7 separate regions of the Mus musculus genome follow, and all the other regions are linked to region 7. A link is a loop called in an ENCODE intact Hi-C map of the cell type or tissue named here. Cell type or tissue: heart. All regions are shown on one strand.

Evidence for each region. A loop is a pair of places that touch in the nucleus more often than their neighbours do. Peaks named below come from ENCODE experiments on the same cell type or tissue, not always from the same donor. Only the 100,000 strongest peaks of a DNase experiment are listed, where the experiment ranks them.
Region 1: a loop joins it to region 7, with 23 times the contacts of the local background. A loop is called at or near these places in 10 of 42 quality-filtered maps.
Region 2: it touches region 7 in a loop (7-fold over the local background); 4 of 42 quality-filtered maps call a loop at or near these places.
Region 3: a loop joins it to region 7, with 4 times the contacts of the local background. A loop is called at or near these places in 6 of 42 quality-filtered maps.
Region 4: it touches region 7 in a loop (4-fold over the local background); 18 of 42 quality-filtered maps call a loop at or near these places.
Region 5: a loop joins it to region 7, with 8 times the contacts of the local background. A loop is called at or near these places in 19 of 42 quality-filtered maps.
Region 6: a loop joins it to region 7, with 3 times the contacts of the local background. A loop is called at or near these places in 19 of 42 quality-filtered maps.

Annotation. Positions count from the first base shown.
Region 1 is chr1:130,977,955-130,981,954 of GRCm38, forward strand. No RefSeq gene overlaps it. Among named protein-coding and RNA genes, the nearest start is that of Gm41952, 16 kb to the left of the region's middle. In heart, a CTCF peak has its summit at 1,716 (motif pointing left); no DNase peak of the experiment used is centred here.
Region 2 is chr1:131,258,846-131,262,845 of GRCm38, forward strand. Ikbke (inhibitor of kappaB kinase epsilon) reads right to left here. Exons shown (of 22, transcript NM_019777.3): 17 at 1,161-1,200; 18 at 337-438. All of the region lies in intron 1 of Gm28913 (a long non-coding RNA gene), which reads left to right. Among named protein-coding and RNA genes, the nearest start is that of Gm51644, 15 kb to the right of the region's middle. In heart, a CTCF peak has its summit at 1,729 (motif pointing left); a DNase peak (open chromatin) is centred at 1,731; H3K27me3 peaks cover 2,053 bases.
Region 3 is chr1:130,873,625-130,877,624 of GRCm38, forward strand. Fcmr (Fc fragment of IgM receptor) reads left to right here. Exons shown (of 8, transcript NM_026976.3): 2 at 424-756; 3 at 1,398-1,529; 4 at 2,339-2,558. Among named protein-coding and RNA genes, the nearest start is that of Fcmr, 9.8 kb to the left of the region's middle. In heart, CTCF peaks have their summits at 1,686 (motif pointing right) and 3,493 (motif pointing right); no DNase peak of the experiment used is centred here; H3K27me3 peaks cover 398 bases.
Region 4 is chr1:130,775,179-130,779,178 of GRCm38, forward strand. The region is part of intron 2 of Gm28856 (predicted gene 28856); the gene reads left to right. Among named protein-coding and RNA genes, the nearest start is that of Gm28856, 11 kb to the left of the region's middle. In heart, a CTCF peak has its summit at 1,665 (motif pointing left); no DNase peak of the experiment used is centred here.
Region 5 is chr1:130,782,515-130,786,514 of GRCm38, forward strand. Gm28856 (predicted gene 28856) reads left to right here. Exons shown (of 4, transcript NR_151623.1): 4 at 1-1,919. It also overlaps a transcript of Fcamr not described here. Among named protein-coding and RNA genes, the nearest start is that of Fcamr, 16 kb to the right of the region's middle. In heart, a CTCF peak has its summit at 1,809 (motif pointing left); no DNase peak of the experiment used is centred here; H3K27me3 peaks cover 440 bases.
Region 6 is chr1:131,058,388-131,062,387 of GRCm38, forward strand. It overlaps Mapkapk2 (MAP kinase-activated protein kinase 2), which reads right to left. Exons shown (of 10, transcript NM_008551.2): 2 at 236-375; 3 at 1-29. Among named protein-coding and RNA genes, the nearest start is that of Mapkapk2, 37 kb to the right of the region's middle. In heart, CTCF peaks have their summits at 2,088 (motif pointing left) and 2,310; DNase peaks (open chromatin) are centred at 1,224, 2,104, 2,624 and 3,680; H3K27ac peaks cover 2,204 bases.
Region 7 is chr1:130,545,955-130,549,954 of GRCm38, forward strand. All of the region lies in intron 2 of Gm16083 (a long non-coding RNA gene), which reads left to right. It also overlaps a transcript of Zp3r not described here. Among named protein-coding and RNA genes, the nearest start is that of Gm16083, 33 kb to the left of the region's middle. In heart, a CTCF peak has its summit at 2,186 (motif pointing right); a DNase peak (open chromatin) is centred at 2,237; H3K4me3 peaks cover 542 bases; H3K27ac peaks cover 505 bases.

The DNA.
Region 1 (4,000 bases), 430 kb after region 7:
TCTCTGGTGAAAAATCTGGTGTAATTCTGATAAGCTTGCCTTTATATGTTACTTAACCTTTTTCCCTTACTGCTTTTAGTATTCTATCTTTATTTAATGCATTTGTTGTTCTGATTATTATGTGTCAGGAGGAATTTCTTTTCTGGTCCAGTCTATTTGGAGTTCTGTAGGCTTCTTATATGTTCATGGGCATCTCTTCCTTTAGATTTGGGAAGTTTTCTTCTATTATTTTGTTGAAGATATTAGCCGGCCCTTTGAGTTGAAAATCGTCATTCTCATCTACTCCTATTATGTGTAGTTTTGGTCTTCTCATTGTGTCCTTGATTTCCTGGATGTTTTGAGTTAGGATCTTTTTGCATTTTGCATTTTCTTTGATTGTTGTGCTGATGTTCTCTATGGAATCTTCTGCACCTGAGATTCTCTCTTCCATCTCTTGTATTCTGTTGCTGATGCTCACATCTATGGTTCCAGATTTCTTTCCTAGGGTTTCTATCTCCAGTGTTGCCTCACTTTGGGTTTTCTTTATTGTGTCTACTTCCATTTTTAGGTCTTGGATGGTTTTATTCAATTCCATCACCTGTTTGGTTGTGTTTTCCTGCAAGTCTTTAAGGGATTTTTGTGCTTCATCTTTAATGTCTTCTACCTGTTTAACAGTGTTCTCCTGTATTTCTTTAAGTGAGTTATTTAAGTCCTTCTTGATGTCCTCTACCATCATCATGAGATATGCTTTTAAATCTGGGTCTAGCTTTCGGGTATGTTGGGGTGCCATGGAGTGGGCGGAACCAAGATGGCTCCCGGGCCAGGCGGACACCTGTCCTCTGGCTGGGAAGGTGGCCGGATGTCTGGAGCCGAAAATGGCGCTGCCTCAGAAGCTCTGTGGCTCTTGCCTGTCCCAGAAGCTGTTAGCTTCTGTAGTCCACACTCTCACCTGTGCAGACTACTTTCTTCGGAGTCCTGGAACCAAGATGCCAATCTTTTTCATTCATCTGTGTACATGATAAATTCATCCCAACAAGATCCTAATGTTTCAAAGCAATGGGACTTGGCAAGTTCCTATTGTTTGTGGTTAGTCTCGTTCCCTTGAGAGCTAAGGTATAGCACTGAGTATCTGCGATGTGGGGTTGCCATCATCCCTGTGGAAATAAGAGAGCCCAGATCACTAAAGGTGTGTGTCCCTATCATTCCTGGCTTAGAGCTGGCACAGCACTCTTCCAAGATGCAAGCATACCTTCAGCAACGCTCTTCTCAATGTGTTAGTGAAGAAAATCCACCCTGATCTTCCTTCCACCCTACCCCACACATCATTCCCCAGGCTTGCTCTTCACTGGAGTATAAGCTGTTGTCTCCTGAGCCCATTCTGGCTTCTGCTTCCCAAGCCTCAGAGGATACTGCAATCTGACCTGAATTATGAAGCCAGTGGCAACTGAAAAAGGTTGGGATAGGGCTAGGGAAAAATCCACTCTGCAGAAGGCAGCTGCCCAGGTAAAGCTGCTGTAAGAGGCATGTGACATTCATTGTTGGTTCTGTGCCTGCTACAGCTGCGTCCACCAGTTCCTGTCATCTGCAGTGTAGCTGAACAACAGTCCCTTAGTAGAAATATATTTTGTTACCACCCTCAGCCCACCAACATCCCCATGTAACCCCCAACTATGACAGTTCCTGTTTGAAGTCCATTTCATCTGAGGCACAAGGACTGCTATGGTGCCATCTAGTGGCTATGGGGCCTCATTTTCTCATGGTACTTGGGGAGTGTGTGCTGGGTAGATATATATGGTTGTATAGAGAGCTAGGTTATCATGACTATTATCTCATACAGTTACTTTGTGTAACAAATAGCTAAAATCTACTTAAACAAAATGCCTATTTAGTAACACCTGAGCTCATGTTGAACATCAGCTCTCTAGGCTTGGTCTTCCTACATATCTGCTACTTTATAACCTTTGACTCCACTTCCTACCAACCCGTTCTCTATCTCTGTGTATTTTATCCTTGGTATCATATATATAACTGAGAGACCCTGCAAAACCTTTTCTTTATCCACTTTTAAAAGTTTAGCATTCCCTTCTACAGGTCCATTAATTCTGTAGCAAATTAACAGTGTTCCCTTTTTCCCAAGGCACTCAATATTCTATTATATGCACACACATATATGTCTACAAATATGTGTGTATAAATTTTGTTTATACATTCTTTGACCAATGTACTGTCTCCACATTTTAGCTATTGTGACTAGTACTGTAATAAATACAAGGGTCAGGTGACTTTGCAACATGTATTTTACCACCTTTTGTATAAACCTTCTCTGGTGATTCTCCTAAAACTGGATGGACAATCAGTGCAGACTTTCTCAAAGACTAGATGAAGGAGAAGACCATAATTTAAAGTCTGCCCTAGTTGCAGGCTGGACAGAGGATATTGTATTCAGTTAGCCAACAGAATCTGCCTCTAAGGATAAAGCGAGGAGATGCCTCAAGGCCAAGAGAGTGTAGGCCCACAACCTCAGAACCACCCAGACTCACCATTGTTCCAGATCACAAAAACTTGCACCTATGAGATCACACATAGCATTGGGGGATCATGAGTTATCCTTCCTTTCATGTGAAAGCACAGTCTCAAGGTACCAAACAAGCCCCTGTAGTGGCTTCCTGTGTCACAGAGTGAACTGATCTGGGGGGTGGGGGAGGAGGGTGGGAGGTGGGTTCCATGCCTCAGTTACCAGTGTATGTTGTGAGCTCCATTCTTTACCACACGTGAAGAAAAGGGGTGCTGTAAAAATGACGATTCGTTAGCTTATTGGAACTCCTCTTTATTGTTGCTGGCTATTGAGCAGGGATAGCACAGGAAGAGATGAAGAATACTCCTGAGACCACATCTGTGTCTTCTATGCCCACAGTCACTCCCATGACTTCTACGTGCAGTCACCTACCCCATGTTTCAAAAAGCTACAATGAGAACATTTGCCTGCAGCTGAGACATTGAGTGTCTTTCATTAAGTCTGTAAAAGGAACCCACAAAAGACATTACTAGGAAACTTTTAGAGAAAAAGTGCAGATGTTAATGACTACAGTTAACTTTCAAACACATCCTAATGATGTAGATGGGCCAGAAATCCAGGACCTACATGAACAGGCACACACACCTTTAAAAAATTACCAGTAAGCGCCGACATGAGGAGGTTGGAGAGATGGGTCATTGGTTAAGAATGGACTGCTCCTGCAAAAGACCCAAGTTCAATTTCAGCACCAGCATTGGATGGGTCACAACTGCCTGTAACTCCAGCTCAAGGTTTCTATGTTCCTTTTTGGATTCCTCACGCACAAATATACTTGTTCACATATATGTACATATGTGCGCATACCCACACACATACAGTCACATAACACACATGATTAAATAGAAAGCTCCAGATGAGATGAATGGCCGAGTGAGGATTCTTCAACATTCAAGGGCATGATAAGCACAATAAAAGAGCCAGTTAATGTGGGGGATAATATCTGCAAAAAGGAAAAAGTCAATGGCAGAAGCACAGGGCACTTGAACACCAAAAGAATTCATAAAACACTCATAATGTTCAGTGGTACTCCAAAAATATTTTTAAGAATGGCATACAATGCCCCAACCAACTGACATATCAAACTAACTCGATATCTCAGATCTTCAGTCTATGGCCTGTAGGGTATACATGTTGAGAAATGTATCAAACTCTATCCATATATTTTAAAGTTTGTGTAAATTTTCAGTTTCTCCTGGAGGGATCTAACCTCTTGCGCGCGCTCGACTGGCCAGGAAGAACGACGCTGCAACAGGATCCTTCTGCACACGTTTATTGGAAGAGCTTGATTATAGAGGCAAAAAGACCCTGAGCCCAGAACTGGTGCTGCTTACATAGGCCTAGGAGAGACGTGTCTCACATCTGATTGGTTAACTTGTCTTGGCAAAAGAACCTTCACTGCCTATGTATGTGTGGTGGCCAGCAGTAGCCAACTGCCACTCTGCAACG
Region 2 (4,000 bases), 710 kb after region 7:
GCCTATGTTCTAGCCCCAAGCCTGCTACCTATTAGCTCTGTGGCATTAAGGAGAGACCAGTACTTTGAGCCTGGGTCCTCTCATCTGAAAAAGGAGATGGTAGCACTGGCTGTGTGAACACTGGGGAACTGAAAAAGCACATTTGTAGAAGTCACCCAGCATTTCGACCGGCCACCGTTTCTATACTTCTCACTAGGTCCTCTCTTACTGAGCAGAGCCCATGTTTTGCAGTCTGGAAGGGCTGGGCCAGCCTAGCCCAAGGTCCTCTGTAGTATGGAAACCCTGGGCCAGCCCAGGCTCCTTGAGTTCAGAGAGAGGAAGGGCTAGGCTGCTTACCTCATCCGCTTGCCGTGTGTGACCAGCGACACCTGATACGTCTGCACACACTCCTCCTGGAACACCTGCAGCAGCCTCTTGGCTAGATGACTGAAATTTACCCTGGAAGGACAGAGACCCCATGGACCGGGGTGAGCAGCCAGAGCCACCTGCATGCAGACTTAGCCCATCCACCACCCCTCTGCCCCAAGCAGGGGCAGATCTCAGGGAAGAGAGGATGACCATACACTTGGGTCCTAAAGCCCAGAGGCCAGAAAAAGCCACGTGTACCAATAAGGAGACAGGGGAGGCCAATACAATGGTTAATGAACACATCCACTCTCAACTTGATCCCTGGGAGAAAATAAGGACACGGAGCCCTGGAGAGCACAGGTGTGTGCACATGTGTGTCTGTGTATGCATGTAGGAGTTAGAGGTGCTATAGCTCTGGGAGGGAAAAAAAATCTCCAAATAGCCACCAGACCAGGGAGACCTCATGGAAGATGTGGGTGTCCAAGAAACAGTATCTATGAGATGCTAGGCAGGCCCATGGTCAAAAGGTCAAAAGCAGGGAGGGGGAAGGAACCAATCAGTGAGAATAATTAGAGAGAAAAATCCTATAAACTTGTTCATGCTGGGAATAAAGCCAGTTACTTCAAGGCTGATTGTGAGAAACCTCTGACTCAGCTGTGACCCTATATAACAAGGCTCGGATAGTTACGACCTTCACCCAGCCATGGCCAAGGGTAAGTGCTTCACTATTTCCCACCTAGAATAAAGATTCACTCCATCCCGATGAGCTCCTCCCTCCTGCCCACCTGCCTGATGGGAAGGGGACCACTCACTTATCCAGCTTGTGGATCTGCTCCTCATTGTAGCTGAGCCCTGAAGGAAACAGATGGGGATGGCGTCACCACTCAACTAGTCCGGGAACCAAGTTAAAAAGATGAAGAACAGCCTAGGGTGGGGACCATTTTATGGGATCTCAGGCCTAGGGGAGCCCGCGGGGATGAGGAAATGGAACATCAAGTAACTATGACAACACTGCTGTTGTGGACAAAAGACTGAATATAATTTTGGTAAAAAGGAGCTGAGGAGAAATGCTTTGGGGCTCCAGAGCGAGGCGAATCTTGCTGGGTGGGCGGGTGTGTGTACGGGAGATGTTGCAGGTGGGAACGCTGGGTGAGATGTTAGCGTAGCTTCGGCCCTGCATCCTCCACCCTCCCCAGCTGGCAGCTGGTTGGCTCCATCCCTGGAGTCTCTCACAGGTAGGCCACCACCTTCTAACTGTCCCTCTTTGCCCAGCAGCTTTTTTCAGAAGGAACAGCTTTGGGTAGAAGTGCCCGTGCCTAGATCGAGGCTACTGCCGACGACCTTAAAGCTCTTGCAACGAGGAGAGACTGCCCCCTGCTGGGCTTTGAGGAAATTGGTTTCCCAAGTTGCAGTAGCTCCAAGGTTAAGAGCAGCGGGTCTCAGCCCCTTTGGGGATGACTGCCCTTTCACGGGGGTTGCCTAAGACCGTTGGAAAACACAGATATTCACATAAAGTTACACCCGTGGAGTGGTAACAAGAATAATCGTATGGTCTGGGGTCACTGCAACCTGGGAGGCTGTATTAAAGGGTCGTAGCGTTAGGAAGGTTGAGAGCCACGGATTAAGAGGATTCTGGTTTGCGCTTCCACTTTCCCATCCCACCACCCCAGGAGTGGGGTCCTCTTCCTGGGCCTGCACTAGCGAAGGCCGAGGAACCTGAACACACTCCAGCTCTACCTCCTAGCACCAGGCAGCTGTGAACAAGCGAGTTGGCTCGGGTAACCGTCGTGTGCACACATGGATGCCTATCCGGATCACAGGGGAGTGCCCTGGAGCCTGCGGAGCAGCCTTCCAGAATGGCAGCGTGCAACACTCCTGGCACCTGGGGCTGTCCACATTCTAATAAAATACTCTGTGAGAGCAGTACATATAGACACTCTTGAGGCTATGAAATGGGATGGTTAAAAGAAGCTGGACGCAGAATGATTGCACTAACTAGCTGTTCTGTGCCTGTTTCCTAAACTATAAAATGAGGAAAATTGTGACACAGAGAGGATTATTGTTGATGATCATTTTTGAGACAGGGTCTCTCTACATAGCCCTGGCTGGCCTTGAACTCACTATGTAGACCAGGCTGGCCTCAAAATCACAGATATCCACCTGTCTTTGCCTCTTGAAAGCTGGGATCAAAGGTGTGTGCCACCACACTCGGCAGTGCATAGAGTTTTATGAGCACTAAATAATTCAAAGACTTATGGAGTCCTATTTAGGTTGGTGCCTAACATCAAGGCGAGGCTTTAAAGCTTAGGTGGCGAGAATATGGTGTTCCAGACGTGGAGGTAAACTGAACTTCCTCACACTCCTAAGCCACAGCAGTGGCCAGCTGGGCACAACACCTTGGCTGAGTCCCACATCCTGCCGCTTCCAAGGACAGGGGGATGTGCCTTTCCCATGCCCTCTGAGGCCAGGATCCCAGGGAAGGCCCCAAAGGAAAGAGATGACATGTTCTGAAGATCTCCATGTCCTCATTAATGACCACAGGACACTGGTGACCATGGTGACTGAAGACCTGGATTTTTAATTTAATGTACTCAATTAATGTAGAATTGAAAACTGAAGCAAGTAAAATTTTTCCACTAAATAGAGCTTTTTAATTGTGTTAAGGCATATCACATTTACTGAACATTTATCTTCTAGACAGAGATATAAAGTATATAAACTACACATGGGATTTTGAAAATTTAGCATGAAAAGGAGCATAAAATATCTCTTTAGTGGTTTTGTTTATATTAAGTATATGCTGAAATGACATTAGGATGTATTGAATTGAATAAAATTTATTAAATTACTTTTGCCCATTTTTTTCTTTTTAATTTGGCTGTGAGAAAGCTTAAATTGCACATATGGCTAGATATTATATTTCTCCTGACAGTGCTTTATAGATTATCCTGGGGCCAGAAGAACCTTAGGCAATGAGGCAGATATGGAAATGTTTGGAGCATAGGGTGGAACAGGACGTGAGCTCTAATATGTCAGCTCGCTAGCTAACTGGGGCTTTTATTCCCAGGCTTCTCCAACTTTGTCCCCACCCCTTCCCACATTCAATCCTTACCCTGACTACTCCACCCTCATCCAACTCAGACAAGCTGGTTTCCTTCCTAAGCCTATGAAGGGTTGCCCTTGCCCAGAAGGTCTTTGTGGACATTAGCAATAACATAAGAAATCTCCTAGTCCAGGAACTCTAATGGGGATTCCTTCTGATCCTCATTCCCAGATGAACTGGCTCTTTTGGTGGTCTACAGACATACTAGAGGGGCTGGGAAGATGGCTCAGTAAGTGCAGTGTTACTGCAATGTGTGGACACTAGAGCTCACCCATGGAATGTTGGGCAGGTGTTGTGGCCACCCATGAGCCCAGTGCTAGAGAGGTAAAGACAGGAGATCCCCAAAACAAGCTGGCTAGCTACATTAGTCAGAATGGTGAACTCTGGGTTCAAGTATGAAGACTCTGCCTCAAGATATAAAGTGCAGAGCAATTGAAGAAGAAGCCAAGCATCAGTCTGTGGCCTCCACAACATGTAAACACACATGCATTCATGCACACACAAAACACACACACACACACACACACGTGCACACACACATGTACACAC
Region 3 (4,000 bases), 330 kb after region 7:
CCAGAAGGACAATTTGCTGTAAGAATGGGTCACCTTTCTCACCCTCAGACTTTAGTCCCTCAGGGGGTTATGTGCCACTGGGGGGGGGGGTCATTCCTGGCATCTCATTTCTCTTTGGAGTAGGCATTGTAGTTGTGTCTAGGTCCTTACAGGCTCGGGTTTAATTATGAGGCTGAGGCTAAGGACATGGGGTGGGCACAGAGTAAGCCTGAATGAGAATGAAGGATCTGGGCATAAATCAGAAGAAAACTCTGTAGGGCTGAGGCTGGGCTGGTGACAGGGCATGGCTAGATCTGGGGGTTAATTTGGGGGTGGTCTGGGGTCGGCAATAGGTTTGGAGAGAAGTGTGAGGGGGAGGTATGGATGAAGTAGAGACACATCTGAGAATGGGGCTTCTTCTGCATTAGTTTCTTCTCTTCGCAGTGTCTGGGGCCCTGAGAGTCCTCCCAGAAGTACAGCTGAATGTAGAGTGGGGTGGATCCATTATCATCGAATGCCCACTCCCTCAACTACACGTAAGGATGTATCTGTGTCGGCAGATGGCCAAACCTGGGATATGCTCCACTGTGGTGTCCAACACCTTTGTCAAGAAGGAATATGAAAGGCGAGTCACCCTGACGCCATGCTTGGATAAGAAGCTATTCCTAGTGGAGATGACACAGCTGACGGAAAATGACGATGGAATCTATGCCTGTGGTGTGGGCATGAAGACAGACAAAGGCAAGACCCAGAAAATCACCCTGAATGTCCATAATGGTAGGTGTTTAGAAAACTGAGACCAGCATCTAACTGTAACCATCCCATACTATTGCCATATTAGCCATCCCAGTATTAACACAGAACAACACAGCTTAACTTCACAGTTGACCGACACCACAGCCTAGAACCTTCTAGCCACAGGAGATGAAAGGAGTAAGATAGATGTTGTATGTTGCCCATTCTACCCAGGGCATGAATGGAGAGGTAGACCTTAGACAGAGGAGGTTTTGAGGATGAGGAAACCATCAGAGGAACCATGCATGTCCTATGTAATTATTATGTGTGTGATTATTATGTCTTGGGTGGATAAGACTAAGAAACAATGATCGAGCCAAATGTGTTACTATACGGTGGGGTCCTACATTTCTTCTTAACTCTGACTTTTCCATGACATCCTAACATGTGCATGACTGCTTCAGCAATGTATAACCCCCAACAGTCCAATGGCTTTATAGGGAGCGCTGGATATGCTGGTGGGAAAGGCCAGCATTCAGGGAGACTCTATACCCGTTCCTTTCTTGTTGTTTCTGTGGACTATTCTCATCTCCTCATGGCCTTGGCTGAGTCAGCTCTTACTGGACCCTCCAGTCTTATCTCTTCCCTGATGATCACCAACGAATCCCTCTTGCCTCCAATAGAATACCCAGAACCATTCTGGGAAGATGAATGGACCTCTGAGCGGCCAAGATGGTTGCACAGATTTCTGCAGCACCAGATGCCCTGGCTCCACGGGAGTGAACATCCCAGCTCTTCTGGAGTCATAGCCAAAGGTGAGCTCATCAAGTCAAGAGCGCGAGAAGAGGGAGACTTGTTTTGTTCAATTCATAAGGCAGTTAGCAAAGCTGAAGGGACTTTCCCATGCTTTTTCCTTGGGAAGGACCTTCATCTGACAGCTAAGAGGCCAGGCCCTAGTTGGAGGAGTCACATACCACCACTAGGTGGCATACAAGTAACAAAGTGCCCAATTCACAAACCCCAGGTCCTATTTGAATGACTAGAAACCAAGACTGGGCAGACGTTTGCCAACTGGAGGTCAGTATGTTTCCTGCTACCTGCAGGGGTGTCTTCTACCTGCTGGTAATTAGTGGTTTTAACAACTCTATTTAGCAATTAAAAGATGATTATCTACTAACATTCCCATGCATCTTAACATATACTGGTGAGTTAGGTACGTTAATTGAACATTGCTGCACTAGGAGGCCTTGCTGGGGTCAAAAGAAACAGTGTAACTGGGCAGATCATAGATCCATGAGTGTGACTGACTGGGATGAAATTGGGAAGAATATATGAGCACAGAAGAGCAAGGTACTCCCCATGTCCAGAAGACAGTAAGCCTGTGAGGTCAGGGAAGGCATCCTGGAGAAAATATTTAAAGTATGTATGCATGCATGCATGAAAGTTTTTTGTGTAGTTAGAGCACTATAAAGGCATTTGTGGCCACAAGGACTACAAAAACAGGTGGTGTGTATGGGCAAAAGGGGAGAAGTGATTGTGGGTGGAAGAGGAGACCCACTTCTCCTGGAGACTGGAGAGCACAGCATATCTCCCACTGATGTAAGCTTTCCCTTCCCTCTTGAAGTTACCACGCCAACTCCAAAGACTGAGGCCCCTCCGGTTCACCAGCCCTCCAGCATCACTTCAGTAACCCAACATCCCAGAGTTTACAGAGCATTTTCTGTGTCAGCTACCAAGTCCCCAGCGCTCCTGCCAGCAACCACAGCCTCAAAGACTTCCACTCAGCAAGCAATCAGGCCCCTAGAGGCCAGCTACAGCCACCACACCAGACTTCATGAGCAAAGGTAAGAAGGGCTTCTATGTTTAGTGCCTGTGTACTAAGAGCCCTGAAGTCATCCTATATCCTTCTCAGCTTTGTCTCCAGAAACCCTCTGAGAAATGCTCTGCTTTTGAGTGTTCTGTATAAATGCATTAGTCTTATCATCAAAGAATATGCTTTGTTGTTGTGGGTCTCCCTGCCCTTGTGGACATCAGCCAATTCTGTCCACAAGGGCAGTGGAAGCAGAGGCATCGAGATGGGAGGGGATTTGGAAGCCCTGTGAGTACATACAGTGACTAGCCACACTGGAACCAGCTATCAGGAGGCAGATCAACTTTATTTAGGGTGATTCAAGGCTTATAAAGTTTTGAGGGACTGAAAGTAGAAAAATCCAAAATAGGCAAAGGTCATTGGCTGGGGGCTTACCTGGATACCTCACTAGCATGGGGAAGCATTTTAGGAATCTCAGGTTCTGGCTGAACGAGATTTATCGGGAGAAAGAAAATTGATTCTGCAATCTCATTGAGGCTTCGTGACATTCCTCAGGTAGAAACGTGTGGGTTTAGAATTCCCCAGGTAAGGTCAGTGGGGTTTCTCCTTGAAACCCCACTAATGAAGGGAGTCTCTTATATTACACCAGGCCCAGAGGCTATCCAGTCATGATGGACTTTGACCTTAGTTAGCAGAGTTTTCCCACATGTAGTATTCTTTGCAACTCCCTAGTTCTGATCTTATAGAAAGACTCAGGTCTTTCTATCATACAGATTCATTCAGGCCTGTTGTAATGTATAACTAAATGAGAAAAAGGGTTTAATTAATTTAAAGTAATTAAAAGTATTTACTAATCAATTAGCATTAAAATTACTCTTACTTTTTTTTTCTTTCCTTCTTAATGCTGCTAACACTTTGTGACAAATGTTACTATTGCTTAGCTTGGTTCTAAATATCGGACCTCAATGAACCACTAGGGGGCAGCATTAAAGCAAATGTGTGTGAAACCCCACAAGCAATTTGCCTGAGCAAATACAAAAGAGAAAAAAGGCTATCATTTGGATCCTGTGAGGGAACTGGGGCAATAAAATCTATGTGGCTTCAATGAAACTAGGACTCTTAGTTTCCATCTCAGAAATCCACGTAATAAATGTTTCTTTCATGTCAACTGTGATAAAGACACACAATGTCCAAGTGTGGTTAATACAGGTCTGCCTATGCCAAGGTTTCTAACTGTGGGAATAGAAGCCATATCAGACCCTGCGATGGACTGGCTGTCTTCAATTCTTCCCACCCCCTATGATTTTGGTCAGAACAGTTTTGTGAAAGTCCAAAGTCCATTTCTGATACCCATTTATAACAAAATAAGACTCAGGGAAATTAAAACTCGCTCAAGAGCACAAAACCAGTAAAATGAGGAACTTAAATTTGAACCAAAGACTCCTGACCCCATAAACAAATCTCTTTGGGGATGAT
Region 4 (4,000 bases), 230 kb after region 7:
TCATCTGACTACTTGTTAATGGACTTATTTGATCTCTGGGTGATTGGTTTTCTGAGTTATTGTGCATTAATGGATATTAATCTGTTTGATGAATCTCTGGGAAAGATTTTTTCCTATTCTGTTGTCTGCATCACTCCCCACTCCCCTGAATATTATGCTTGTTTTGGGGGTGCTGCTCTTTGTCTTCTTTCTTTCTCTGGTTTTGTTTTGTCTTTGTGGTGTCGGGCACTGAAGCCTCCATCTGCTCTGCAAATGTGCAGTCACTGAGCCATACCCTCTGTCCTCTTTTCTTTCTTATTTTGATATGGGTCAAACTGGCCTCAAATCCTCCTGTCTCAGCTTCTCAAGTAGTTGAGCGTTCAGGACTGCACTATTCAAGCCCAGCTATATTTATTTTCAAGTACAAATTTTACTAGTACATCAGCAACAAAAGAATCACTCCTTAGAAGTGTACAACACAATGATTTTTTTTTTTGGTATATTTAAAAAGTTTTTTTCAAGGATCATTCAATTCCAGAATATTTTCACTGCACAAACAGAAACAGTTATGCAATGCTATTACTGTCACTCCCATTGCCGCTCAGACTGTCTCGGATAGCCACTGTTTGCCCTCTGTGCCTGAGAGTATGCCGCTGTCCATTCATGTAAGTGGATCTGACAAAACATGTCTGGCTTCTTTGACTTCACCTGTTTTTTGACGTCTGTCTACACCAAACCCGTGTCTGTGCTTCCTTCCTGTGGCTGAACACCATTCAGTGTGTGAGAATGCACTTCTATTTATCCATTTTCGCCTACCACACAATTGAGTTGTTTCTGCTTTTGAGTGATTACAAACAATGCTGCTGTGAATACTTATGGAGAATTTCTTACATAGTTGAAAGCTTTACTGCTGTTGGTCTTACTGGGTCATATGGAGAATCTACATTTGGCTTTCTGTCAACCTGCTAGACTGGTTTCCAAAGTAACTGAACCATGTCACACTCTCAAACAGAAACCCAAGAGAACTCCCAGGGTATTTTTAGATCCATTCATTTTGATGTCTATGACTGCTGGCATCCATTTTGTATATATACTGCATTTTATAAAACACATTCTATATTTGATAGACATCGATGGGTTAGTTTCAATCTTTCTCTGTTATACACAATGTTTCTACATTCTTCTATAGGTTCAGAGTATAGCCAGTGCTCTTACCTGCAAGGTCTACATCTCCATATTCAACTAACTATATATTGAAAATAAATTTATTTATTTACTTGAAAATTATACACACACAAAATCTATCTATCTAATCTATCCATATATAATATATTGTGTATGTAATGTATATATAATATGATATAAATACATGCTACATATTGTGTGTAGATAGATAAATAGATAAACAGATATAATGTATATATTGTCTGTATGTATATACATACATAATATGTAGACTACGTATGTACATACATCCATACATACATACTCTATATATTATTGTGCAGATAAATAGATTAGATAAACAGACAGACAGATCAAATTCACCCCCAACTTTCTCCCCTCCAAATCTTTGCCTATCCTAAACACCAATAGTCTCTCCCAATTTTATAGCTTTTGTGCTTTGTTTTGAAATCACAGAATCCAGAGTGCTGCCTATAAATGAACAGGTCTAGAGCCATCTACTGGAGAATGGGTAGCCCTCAGGTACTGCACCACAAATAAAAACTGACCCTCCCACTCCCATCAGCAATCACTTTCCAACAGCTCCTCAGCTAGGGGTCAGGCTTTAGGACCCTCTCCCTCAGCCACCTTGGAATTTCAGTGGCTTGATATTATCTAAGTTTTTGATGTCTTTCCTCCCCTTGTCACACGCACAGCACCCTCTGGCAAGATGAAAGCCACCCAGGAAAGATGAAGTTTCTAGGTTGGTACCAGCATGATTTTTCCATGTTCTATAACTCAAGTCTGTGGCGACCTCAGCAAGAGGGTCATACTATCAAGTTCTGGAGGGTAGTTAAGGGTAACAACAATAACCTGAAATGTTTGGGGGCACTATAGTACTTGAATAGCCCATGGAGAGGCGCTGTTCCTTTTAACACCAACCTGTTAGGGTAATTCCATTTAAATTCCTACTATATATGTATATATTTTATTTCTATATAAATAAATGTACTTATATACAGTATATAATATATAAAACATATTTATATACTATATAAAACTATATTATACTATATATGTATATATTCTTAAATATACATACAAGTATATGTAATTAAGAAGCTTCTACAGTAATAGGTTTCCATATTACTTTTTAAAAGGTGGTTAATGTTAGTTATTCTTCCCTATACACCTTCCCCCTACTCTGCCTTCTGATTACCCATTGCATTTAACCCTTCCTGCTCCATTATCTCCCCCATTGAACTACCAGAATATCTTCCCCTCCCTTCAAAACCCACTCATGGTCCCTTACTAGTTTCCTACAGTTTAAACATACACCGAGAGTCAAGCAAGCATCTGCATAGGACAGAGAACAGTGGAGTTTGTCTTTCTGGGTCTAGTTTCCTGCATGTAATGCTGATTATTTCCAGTGCTATCCCTTTAGCTGAAAATGTCATCATTTCATTTTTCTTTTGAATTTCATTTTCTTAACAACTTAATAATATCCCATTGTGTAAACACCGTGTTTTTTGTTATCTATTCATAAGTTAATGAATTTCCAGACTGTTTCCATTTCTTGGATATTGTGAATCAAGGAGCAAAGACCATGGATGAGACAGTATTTCTGTTGTAGGAAACAGAGCCTGTTGCAGATAGCCCTGGGGCTAATTATATTTGATGTTAATTCTATTCTCCTGTGAGGGCTGCGAACAAGGAATGAGTCAACACTCAGGTGATTTCCTGTAAACCTGCTTCCCACCTAAATTTGTAAAATAAAAGAGAGCTGATGATTGGGCAGATAAAGGGAACATGGAGTGGAAGGTTGGGAGAGAGAAGGAGAAAATGGGAGAGAGAGAGGACGCAGAGGAGGAGGAAGAAGAAAAGTGGAGCAGAAGCACATGGCTTGGAGAAACTGCAAGTTCTAAGGGTATGGGGAAGATGGTAGTGTAGTTGTAGATCTGCCCAATCTAGGCGCACAGCATGTATTCATATTAATTGAGTTGTTTTCATTGCCTGGGCTTATTTGGGTTGGAGATTTACCACAACAGAGCTCATTGGGCATATTCCCAATATTGGCATAGTTATCATGTAAATCATCTATCTCTAGTTTTTCAGGAACATGCACACTGATTTCCATAGTGGCTGCCCCTCGTTGCACTCTCAGCAACAGTGAATCAGTGTTCCCCTTCTCCACTCCCAACAAAGCAAGTGTTCTCATTTATTTATTTGATCTTAGCCATTCTGACTGGGGTTAGAGGAAATCTCCAAACACTTTTAATTTGCATTCTCCTGATGGCTAAGTTTATTGAACTTTAAAACTGTTTCCTTTACGTGTACATCTATTAGCGGTATTGTTGTGGTAAATCTCCAACCCAAACAAGCCCCAGAAATGAAAACACAACACAATTAATATGAATGCACGCTGTGAGCTTAGATTGGGCTGATCTACCGCTTGCTACACTACCATCTTCCCCATCTATGAGATCCCTTAGAACTAGTGGTTTCTCCAGGCCATGTGCTTCTGCTCTGCTTTTCTTCTTCTTCCTTCTCCTCTATGTCCTCTCCCCTTCCCTTTTCTCCTTCCTCCCTCCCCCAACCTTCTGTTCCACCTTCGCTTTATCTGCCCAATCATCAGCTCTCCTTTATTTTACAAATTAAGGTGGGAAGCAGGTTTATAGGAAATCACCTGAGTGTTGCCACTTTCCTTGTTCGCAGCCCCTCACAGGGGAATGTTATTAACATCAAATATAATTAGCCCCAGGGCTATGCACTACACAGTATGAATACCTAGTGCCAGTGAGGTCAGATGAGGGTGTTGGATCCTCTGGAACTGGAATTACAAATATTTGTGAGCCAC
Region 5 (4,000 bases), 240 kb after region 7:
TTTTGAGTGTAGAGATAGTAAATATCTATTATTAGAAGCATCAAAAGCATGCATCAATGAATTGAACCTTCGGCTCTTCCTTAAATATCTACAAATATATTGCTCCTTTCAGTAGGCTGGATAGATAAAACTAGACAGCTGATCCTTTCCATATTTAAACCTATACTTATCCAAAAGCTCACACTTCTCAGCTTTGAGGATAAATACAACTTCTTTCCTGATTTTATAATTCTGTGGAATTCAGTTGGTACTGCCCATGGACTGCTATCTGCATGGACTTAATACAAAGGAGTCAGGAGAACCAGACAGCAGTGTCTCCACTGCAACGTGAATCACTACACAGCATCTCAAAGACTGACAGAGGGAGCTCGTCACGCAGTGCATGCTGGGATTTGGGAAACCGAAGTGAGCTCAGCGCACACCTGTAACCTTAGCACTAAACCATCAGCTCCAGGTCAGCTTGGGATATGTAGCAAGATTCCATCTAAAAGGAAAAGACCTCATCGTTTATGCCTTCAAGTCATTAGACTAAGGCTCACAGTATTTCTACTATTACTTTTGGGAATAAACAATTCAATTTCCAGAGCAAAACCTTAAATCTCATTTGAACAATGCACTCAGTTTAACAGGATGCTTTTGGGGTGACACGGTTATTGATTTTATTTTGTTTTAGAATAGAGTCTCATATCATCCTTAAGCTTGAGATCACCATCCTCAGCCTCCCAGCATGGGGAGGGGTGATGTGCACACGTCTGGCTCCTGTCAGAGTGCTTTGTGAAATATAGCATCATACAATGCAGAAGCAGACAGTTACATTTACTTCATGTGTAAGACCCACAATAAAAACAGTGATCATTTAAGTCATGGTACAAAAACCACATAAAATTAGAGCCTGTTTTTCAGCTATTCTTTGACTATTTTTCAATCTGTAAAAGGCACTACGGGACATTCAATAAGGGCTAGAGACAGAGCTGTCACAGGCTGCAGCTTTGATCTGTGTACCGTGATAATACTGGCGACAAATAAATAACAGTCTAAAGCTGAGGATTTAAGAAGAATCTGAGCCTTTGGTGATGCTGTCGGATCTGTTATGTGGATTTTTTTTTTGACATAATGTGAATAAATGACAGTCACACAACATTAGGGCTTAAGAATCTTAAGTGATCAACTGAAATAATTATGAGGAGCTGGGGAGATAGCTCAGTGGTTAAGAGCACTGGATTAAGATTGGTTAAGAGTGGTTAAGAGGTCATCTCCCAGAGGACCTGGGTTTCATTCCTAGAATCCATGTGATCTTTCACAACCATCTGTAACTCCAGTTCCAGGGGATCCAACTCCCTCTTCTGTCTTTTGTCAGCACTAGGAATGCATCTGCCATTAAAATAATAATAATAAATGTAAATTAAAGAAATGCATACCAATCATTTGGAGGACCTGAGTTCAGTTCTCAGCATACACATGGCAGTTTACAGCTGTCTGTAACTCCAGTTCCAGAAGGATCTGAGACCGTTTCCTGGAGTCCAGGAGACACAGGCGCTCACACGGTATGTTTACATATATGTAGACAAAACACTCAAATACATGAAGTAAAAATAAACAACAGTGACTCATTTGTCTGGACTTTGTAAAATTACTTGTTTCCAATTGTAATTAAATTAAGCTAAGCACATTCTCTAGAAGGGTTCCAGGTTGCCAACGACTTGATGACCAGATTATATGCTAACTAAAAGTAGCCTGAAGAACGAACAGCCTTTTCTGTTCACGGAACAGAGCTGCCAAATTCTTTCTGCCAGCTGGGTTCCCCCTAGTGGCCCACACAAGTTACTTAGCCAGCAGATCAAAGCAACTCATCTTACAAGGTGATGCAGAAGGTAACAGGTAAAGTTAGTTCCCTTAACTCAATGAAAAAAAGCTTCTCCAAAAATAAATAAACAAATAAATAAATAAATAAATAATAAAATAAATAATAAAATAAAATAAAAGAAATGGAAAGCAAGGAAGGAAGGAAGGAAAAAAGAAAAGGAAAGGAAAGGGAAGGGAAGGGGAGGGGAGGGGAAGGGAGGAGAGGGGAGGAGAGGAGAGGAAAAAGGAAAAAGAAGGAAAAAGGAAAAAGGAAAAAGGAAAAGGAAAGGAAAGGAAAAGAAAGAAAAGAAAAGAGAAAAGGAACTCTATAAAATAAGTAGACCCTTTTAAAATTTTGCCATGGGATTTTTATTATATTTATCATATTATTCTTATCTCTCTTGTCCCTTCCCCTCACATTAATCTCTTTTCTCAACTTGTTTCTTTTTCTTTTTTTAAAAATAATATCTCTTATTATATGGTTTCATATATGTGTAACCATGTATACTTATCATCATCTCTCTCCCCCCTCATGTTCTCCCCCTTTTTGACTTTGTAACCACTGTGTCCTCCAATCAGTGCTGTCTGCTGGAATGTTCATTGACCATGTTCCCCCATCTTGTGTGGGCAACTATAGCTGCAGTGAAGGCAATGGCCGTGTCACACACAGAAGACACCATTCCATAGCGTGTCTCCCCATCCCCTGGCTCTTACATTCTTTTCTTTCCCACTTCCATGATGGTTCCTGAGCCTTGAGGAGTGGCGGTTGACACAGACATCCCATTTATAGGTGGGTATTCAACAGTCATTTATTCTTTGTATTGTTTCCCACTGTCTTCATCGGGATGTCAATACTTCTTTTGATGCTGCTGGAAAGTGTTGTTATTTCCCCCAGGAGACTGGAGATGCTGTAGAGAGATAGCTGGTCCCAGAGCACGCCCTGAAGGAGGGAGCGCAACCATCTGTGTTCTGTGGGAAACCTGAGAGCAACAACGCAGGTTGTTCCAATTTTGTGGGAAAATATGGAGGACAAATAGGCCTTGAGTGCTCAGACCATGTGTCTTTAAATAACAGAGAGGTAGGTAAACTTTTCTCTGGCTTTTGGTATATTCAGAGTATACAACTGTGAAGCTATTATTTTTATACTTAAGACAGTGTGTCACTGCTTTAGATCCCCTAACATTCTCGCTTCCATTACTCAGGTGCTAGAACGTGAGTGGGCACCATCATGAAACCTATTTTGTAACAGCAGCTTGCTCCTGTCCTCTGCTTAGCTGTCTCTGGGAGTTGGTTTGGATACAAACCGAGTTTCTTAAGAGTGATACTGCAGGGAGGCTCTATCCTTATAAAACAAAAATCAGGAAAGCTGTCCTACAAGACAAGGCAGGAGGAAAATCAACAACACAACCATATGTATACATATGTATAGAGGATCTAGGTCCAGCCAATTTGTGCTCTTTGGTTGGTGGTTCAATCTCTGTGAGCTCCCATGGGCCCAGGTTAGTTCGCTCTATAGGTCTTCTTACGTTGTCCTTAACCCCTCCGACTCCTCAGTCTTTCCCTGGACTCTTCCACAAGACTCCCTGAGCCCTACCTAATGTTTGGCTCTGGATCTCTGCATCTATTTCCATCTGCAGCTAAATGAAGCCTCTCAGATGGCAGCTGTGCTAGCTAGGCTCCTGTCTGCAAGCATAGCACAGTATCATCAGTAGTGTCAGGGCTTGGCTTTCTTCCACACAGTGGGTCTCACGTTGGATCAGTTACTTATTGGCTATTCCTGAAGAAAATTGGGAGTAGTTCTACCTCAAGACCCAGCTATACCACCCCTGGGCATATACCCAAAAGATGCTCTACCATCCCATAAGGACACTCGCTCAACTATGTTCATAGGAGTTTTATTCATAATAGTCAGAAACTGGATACAACCCAGATGTCCCTTAACCAAAGAATGGACAAAGAAAATGTGATACATTTACACAGTGGAATACTACTCAGCTATTAAAAACAAGGATATCATAAAAATTTCAGGCAAATGGATGGGACTAGAAAATATTATGAGTGGGTGTAACCCAGACCCAGAAAGGCATGCATGGTATGAACTCACTTTTAAGTGGATATTAGTCATGAAGTACAGGATAACCATGCTACAATCCAAAGA
Region 6 (4,000 bases), 510 kb after region 7:
TTCGACTAAAGAGCTCTCCACCATCGAGACTGAAAGGAAAAAAAAAAAAAAAAAAAGGTACAGTGAAAGATCTGTCAACCAGCATGTCACCCCACCCCCACGCATTCCACTGCCCCCAAAGGAAGCCAGATGCTGATATCCCAAGCTTCAAGATCCATAGTGGGCTGTCTGCAGAGGCAGAGGCACCTCATCATGGCATGGGGATAGGATGGTCAGAACCCTGCAGGCTACTTACCACTCCATGACAATCAGCAGGCACTTCCTCCCGGCATACAGGTTCTCATAGACATCCACGATGTGCACAATGTGTGGGCACTGGGAGGCCCTCCAGTGCAGCTCCACCTCTCTGCGCGCCTTCGGACAGTCCTGGAGCATCTGCAAGGCCAACACCTCCTGAGTGACACAGGGCTACGAGAAACAGCTGGCCCCACCAACACTACAAATGTTTTCTTTCTTTTTCTTTCTCTCTCTCTCTCTCTCTCTCTCTCTCTCTCTCTCTCTCTCTCTCTCCTTTCTCTCTCCCCCCCCCAAGGTCACTCTCACAGCATCTTCCCCAACCTCTCCCCTTCCAGGACCCTAAGATGACTCTAATCACTCAACACAACACTTCAGCTTGACTCTCCAGAGCCTGAACAGGAAGCTGAGACAACTCTCATTCCATCAGCTAAGAGCATGAAGTCTACAGAAGGAGAGGCAGCAGTTAAGTATTGGAGGACAGTGTCCCACGGAGTCAGAACAAAAGGAACCACTTCAAGGACAAGAAAGGGAGCGACTCCAGAATCCTCAGGGACAGAAACTTCAAACCTATAGCAGACTCAGCCCGGTGGTCTCTGGAGTCAGCCCGATGCTGATTGGGACCCTGCTGCTTGCCAGAGTTGCAGCCTTGAGCCACACTCATGTCCCTTCTTGCTCCTGGGACTGGGTGTCCAGGAGCATGAAGTCAAGCTGGACCCTCATCAGCCTTAAAAGGCCGGATTCTGGTCAGTCTAAGCCAGCTACTTGTTTCCGCCCTTTAGCTACTGACTAGCTTAAGAACAAGCCTAATGTCCAAATGGCCCAGAAGAACTTTGATGGCAATTTACTGAGAGACAATCACAGAAAGAGCACAGGACCAACACTGTCTCCAGCACCTGGCAGCTAGGAGCATGCTGTCACCATGGTCCCAGTAAAGGGTCTGGCCACAGAGCAGTGAGAAGCCAGTGAGAGACAGCAGCTCCCAGGATCCCTGGGACATCACCAAGCAGCCTGTTTCCTGCCAGGCACAACCAGGAGACAAGGCAAGAAAGTGGGGATTCAGGGCCGACTGTGGCTCCTCAATGAAACCAGGGAGTGTGACCCTGCTTCCAAAGCAAAACAAATAAATAAATGGAAAATGTTCCTGATTGTTTAAACTCTTTTAGGAGAATTCCATTGTTAGAACCAAAGGCATCCTAACAGACCTCTGCTTTGTACAGTGGAGTAGCCACTTTTGCTCACAGCTATGCTATGAGGGTTAAACTGTGCTCAGTAGGAACAGCTATCATTTTTACTAGAATGCCTGCTCAATGCAGGGCACAGAAGCCAAAATCTGTAAGACAAAGACCTGAACAGATCTACCCATACATCACACTCTCCAACAGCTCTGGACATTCTGCAGTCTGAGCTGGCAGGGAAACAGGCCAGAGAGCAGACGGACAAGCAGGCAGCAGGCAGGCGCGGGGGGCCTTCGATAAGGTGGAGACTGGGCACTGACTAGAATGAGGCCAATGTGGACAAGCAGGGAGACCAAGAAGAGAGCTGAGGTCTGGGAAGTGGGGTCAGACAGCCAGAGACAAGCTCGGAATCCCCACCAATAACACTAATGTGCTTTCAGGCTATAGTCACGTTGACCCATTTCAGAGAGTAGCCTGCCCAAGGCTAAACTCCTAGGATGACAGCCACAGCCTGCATCAGGCCTGACAGACAAATTCCAAGTCTTTCCACCCTATCACTCAGAGTCTAAGAAACTGTCAGAGGCTGAAACTTCTCAAAGTGGCTTCAAAGAGGCAACTTCTCAAGCAGAAACCCACAAAGAAGACAGCTATCTCCCATGTGCTTTGTGTCACACTGCCACCTTGTGGTCAAATGAGAGCATGGCACAAGCTTGTATGGGGTTGGGGTGGGGGGTGGGGGTCACGGGGTGTGCATTTTTATTTTCCCATGTTGTAGGAGGAACAGAAAGAGACACTGGCCAATTCCATGTGCACATAATCAAGTAGTGACTGAACTTCTACTGTAGACCACGCATGGCACTGAACATCAAAACCAAAACAGACTGACAATCGGAAATGCCAGGCTAGTGCAGCAGGACAGATACCCACCGGAGGCAGGCACTGGAAAGATTCATAATTCAAGTCTCTCTTCCATTCTCCACCACAGTACAGAACAAAAGTAAAAAGAATCCCATGGGGGAACCCACACCCTCACTCTGCCTCCACATCCGAGGGCAGGAGATAGATATCAGAGATGAACACCCTGGGGAGCTGTTGGGCCCCACGTTCAGGCCACGATGCCAAAGTAGACAAAATCGTAAAGACAACAGACAGTGCAGGCAAGCGTTCTGAGGAAAGTTGATCCGTAGACTGCACACTGGGTTTGGGATCCAAGAACACAGCTGTCTTAGGATCACTGCTATCCACAGCCGGGGTTCGTCCATGGCACTGGGAGGGTCAGGTTCCACCTCACAGACAGGAGTGTTAGGGCCAGCATACTCAACAGTTCCAGCTGAAGTGGGGTCATCCTTCCTGGCAAATACATGTCCAGTAGTGCCACACCCATACTCCCAGCACTTGTGGCCCGGCAGGAGGAGTTCTCTGCCAGCCTGGGCAATATAGCAAGTCCAAGGCCAGCCTGGACTATAGAGAGACCAGCTTATAAACGCAACAAAAACAAAGAAGCTCTACATAAGGTTCTCTTCTCTTAAGCTAAAACCAACACTTTCCATACTGATGCCTTCTCTCCACAGGTGAAATAAAGTTTGATTTCTTTAATCAAATCCCTCCTCTCTCTTCCTTCACCTAGTAGTAAATGTATTTTCAAGCTCTCTCCTCCAGGGAAAATTTCTGGAGTGTGGCAACTGCCTTACTATCTAAACTGTGTCCCCCCTGCACCTCCACAGTGGGACAGGTGGGTGCATGCACTTGCTGCAGGCAGGCCTCTCTCCTCCAGGTGAAGTCAACTGGATAAAGACTAGGAAAATCTCAATCCTTAGAGAAAACTAAAATTTTACAGGAAAACAAGTAACTGAGATGAACTTCATTAGGTTTTATCCTCTAGAAACTTGGCTAGGTTGGGCAGATTAGGGATAACTATGAGAAGCCTTGATTTTTACAATACGTATAGAGGTTTTAGTGGGGTTTTGTTTGAGATAGGGCCTCCTGTATACCCAGTGTTATCAGACCTTCACTGGTTATGAATACTAATTGAAGCTATGGAAGGCCTTCATAGCAGGCAGGCGGGCGGGTTAACATCAAAGAGCGGGGCCATGAGGTGCCACAGACACTTGTAGACAAGTGTAGCATACAGAACACTGGAGAGAAAAAGCAAGAATGCACGGATCTCAAGTACATGGCTAAGTAAAGACAGACAAGAGAGGTGGCCTGAGCCATCCAGGCAGAGAGGTGACAGGAAGCTGCTAGCACACCCCAGCTGAGGAAGAGCTGGGCAGCCAGGAGGGTCACATGGGAAAGGTCTCATTCCCACAGTGCAGAGAGGACACTGGAGAACAAAGGGCTCAGGACCTTCGCTCTGGGGGATGGACTTTCCTACAAAGAAAAAAACCACAGCATTGAGAGAAGGTGTACCTGGAAGGAACTGAAATCCATGATACCCATGCTAAGCCTCGAACCAATTCTGTGCCTTGACTCAGCCCTATATGGTGTCTCTGAAATGCTCTTGCAGAAAAGGTCGAAAGATGTGTGTTCCAAACTAAGGTACACAGGCCAAGGAGGCCTGAAAGGCATGCAGGGTTCAGGATCAGGTC
Region 7 (4,000 bases):
AATCCTCCAGACTATGTTTATCCCAGACTCTCTCTACCTATGTCTTGAGCATTGTCTCTCAGTCAATAGGTTCTATTCACCCTTCTGAGAGATGGCTACAGAGTTATCTTAGGCCAGGTCAATCCTGACTCCCAGGGGCGTTAAGTTTATCCAAGTCATCTTCCTTAGAGTCTTATCTTGAGCCTTGTTTCTGAGTCAACAGAAGCCATCTTTATGGAAGAAGTCATACGTATTTTGTAAAGAATTTCAATGTAAACATGTCTGAAGCTTTGCTGTACAGAAGGGATTGAGTTAATTATCATCAGGAAACTTCCCCTGCCTCTGAAGTTGTTCTGTGCTTAAAACATGGCTAAAATAAACTGCCTGGTGTCAGACTCTAGAAGTGTGAACCAGCACTGCCTAACTAAGTCGTGTTCAGCCAGATTCCCTTCTTGCTCGTGCAGACCACTTCCTTGCCTCTTCTGGTGTTTGTAAAGATCCCCCAGAGAGAGAGATAGCAAAAGGTAAATAGGGAGGAACTTTGTGTTGTGATAGGTAGATGGGCAAAAGAAGACAGCAGTGTGTGTGTGTGAGTGTGTGTGTGTGTGTGTGTGTGTATTAACCAATACTAAGAATGTATGCCAAGTCTCTACTATTTTGAAAGTCTTACTTAAATTGTAATTTTTAAAAAGTTAAGTGGAAATACCACATAGGTGGACTTTACTCTTCCCAGAAGCCAAGGATTACTACCAAGTGTAAGATACCTTCTTATAAATTGTTGGCCACTGAAACCCCAAGGACCCCAAAACATTACAAGCTACTGCCAGTAGCCTTGGTTGCTCATCAGAGCTCAAGAAGACCTTACTGCCCCAGACACTCAAGTGTGAGTTGTGGGAGGTAGAGAAGGCAGGCTGAATGGGAGCTAGAAGCTTCCTCCGTGTTGGCTCGCTTTCATGGTGTTAGAAGGGGCCTTAGAAGCTGCTGGTGGAGAAAAACCAGCAACAATCCTACCCAGCTTCTGATATGCCCACCACTCAATATTACAAAACAATTACCTGGGTAACAAAGACTTTTTGGATTTGAAACCTGAGCCCCAGCAGGAAACCCACGCCTGCACAGTGAACTTGGTTGGGCAGAGCCTCCTGCCGTTGTTCCGTTGTTCGGCAGAAGGATTGAGCATCAAGTTGCTTTCTACATACTTCTCAATGAACCACGTGGATTATGGCCGTTCCCAGCATCCATTATGAAAATGTTTCCTGTGGGTGGAGGTTAACACAGAGACCTATTAAGTGAACGGACAACTGGGACATACTCAGCAATAAAAAGGACATCTGTGTCACCACCTCCAAGCCTCAGAGAGCATCGTGGAAGGGGGGCAGCAAGAATGTAACCAGAGGCTGGGAAGGAATGCTTAGCAAGGGAGTCTTCTGATCACACAGCTACGTTCTTACTGGTTCACTGGATTGTGGACACCTGCACAGGACCCACCTAAGAATCTGACTGTCACCATCTCCCCACATGTGGGGCAAGGCTGCTCAGGCTCTATGAACCCTGGGTGACAGCAGGCCGAATCATTGCTCAGGGGAGGAAGTTACTTTCTTTAGTGGTGTGCTAATGGTCAACTCCCCACCTTCCAGTAAACAACCCGCTACTCATGCCAACAAACATAAACTCACATGGTGTTTAAAAAAAGAAAGAAAGAAAGAAAGATATCAAACTAGGAGTGGATTTGCTCCAAAACAGGACTCAGTGGTGGGATAAGAGTGTAATGACGGATTGAAACTGAACGGTTATAGGTACAAAATTGTCAAAAGATAACAGATGAAACAGTGCACTAAAATTGTCTTTATCTTGGTTACCGGGGATTTTTACTTTCCTTCCTTGTTTTGATGCCCACTTCGAATACCTCGCTTGCCTCACCCTTAGCCTGTGGCTCAACATGCAAATCATCAACAACTCAATGGAGCGCGCCAAGCTGTGTGAGTGCAAGGTGGAGGGGTGATTGTCAGTTCTCATCCACCCACTAACTGACCAGGCTTCGTAGTACTCCTTAGCCGAATGGAGAATACTCCGGAAGACTTCTAGAAAGTCCTATCGAATTTTATAGAAAGCTGTGTCTAAGGGCTTGTGTTTACTGTTTTGGTGAAGTGTGCTTTATAGAAAACAAAGGTATGGTAGGAACAAATTGAGCTGCAGTCTGCAAAGCTAAATTGGGCCAGCAGAGTGCGCCAGAACACAAGGAATGGACGCTACTAAAGCGTTGCTTGCCCTCCCTTCCACCCCCGACCCCCACCCGCCTCCCCCAGGTAACACCGAAAAGCCCCATACAACTTCGGCATCCGTGTAAACCGTGGGAAATCCTGAGTTCCTTTACCCCACTCCTCGCGATATAGCACAACAGTAGCCCGGTTTCAAACCCAAAAAGTGCCTCTCTCACACGTCAAGTTTTTCTCTTCCCTTCCCATGTTTCGGCTTTTTAGGTAGTATTTTCATTTTAACGTACTTACAGCCCTTCTGTGCTTTCGTTTTGCTAGGCCACGCATCCATTTAAGTTTGTTTATGTATCTTTTCTCTGCTGGGAAGTCCTTTAGTGCCTGGTTTCCACTTTTAGTCTCTACTATACTTTTGTAACTTTTTGAAGTTACCTTACTGGATTTTCTTTCTTTCTTTCTTTCTTTCTTTCTTTCTTTCTTTCTTTCTTTCTTTCTTTCTTTCTTTCTTTCTTTCTTTCTTCTCTCTCTCTCTCTCTCTCTCTCTCTCTCTCTCTCTCTCTCTCGATTTATATATTTATTATATATAAGTACACTCACTGTAGCTGTCTTCAGACACACCAGAAGAGGTCATCCAATCTCATCACAGATGGTTGTTAGCCACCATGTGGTTGCTGGGAATTGAACTCAGGATCTCTGGAAGAGCAGTCAATGTTCTTAACCGCTGAGCAATCTCTCCAGCCCATCCTTTCTTCCTTCCTTTCTCTTCTTTTCTTTTCTTTTTTCTTTTCTCTCCTTTCTTTCTTTCTTTCTTTCTTTCTTTCTTTCTCTGTCTTGTGTTTTTTTTTAATTGTCTTAATTTTGCACTAAAACAATCTAGTTATTGTTTTTGTCTTTCGTTTTTAAAAATATTTTGAAACTTTCTGCTTTCTCTTTCCAAAACTTTGCTCTCTTCTTTTTTCCTTGTATTTCATCTGTTTTCTTTACTGTTCCCTTTCCTTCTTCCCTCATTTCATTGAATTCCTATTTCAAAATAAGAATTTGGATTTGTTGTCAGTTATTCATATATAGGTGTGGGTAGGTAGGTTGGTGGGCGTGTGTACAGTAAGTGGAGACCAGAGCATCGCATATCCCTGAAGCTGGGGTTACTGGCAGTTAGGAACCACCTGACACCAGGGGCTGGGAAGGGAACCTGGATCGGTTAGGAGATCGGCCATGCACAGCAGGGGGTTCCCCTTTCTCAGGATTAGAAACAAACCACAAACACCTGTGTTTTCACAGAGAAGTCCTTTATTAAGTGTTGGGGGGTGGGGCGCTGGGAGGGTTAAAGTGGCTGCTTTCTGACTCAGGCAGAAAAGCAGCAACAAAAGACCTGCAGGCGTATCCCAGCAATCAGGAGGCAGAGGCAGTCGGATTTCTGAGTTCAAGGCCAGCCTGGTTTACAAAGTGAGTTCCAGGACAGCCAGGGCTATACAGAGAAACCCTGTCTGGAAACAAACAAACAAACAAACAAACAAACCCCAAACAAACAAAAAAAAACAAGCAAGCAAACAAACAAAAAGAAAACAAAAAGGGCAGGGCTGTGTTAGAATGGGCTACTAATGGAGCGGATGTGGTATATTTTATTGGGCACATTAATTAGGAGAGCCAAAGGGGGCTTTTGACTGTGGACTTCAATTCTTTGATAGCTGGACCTCCAGCCTCAGGAGGAGGAAGTGGCCAAATAAGGAAACAGAACTTGGTGGCTATGACTGTAATCTATCCGTTTTTAGCAAGGCAGAGGGAACAGGGGAGAAGGGCAAGGCCTGCCA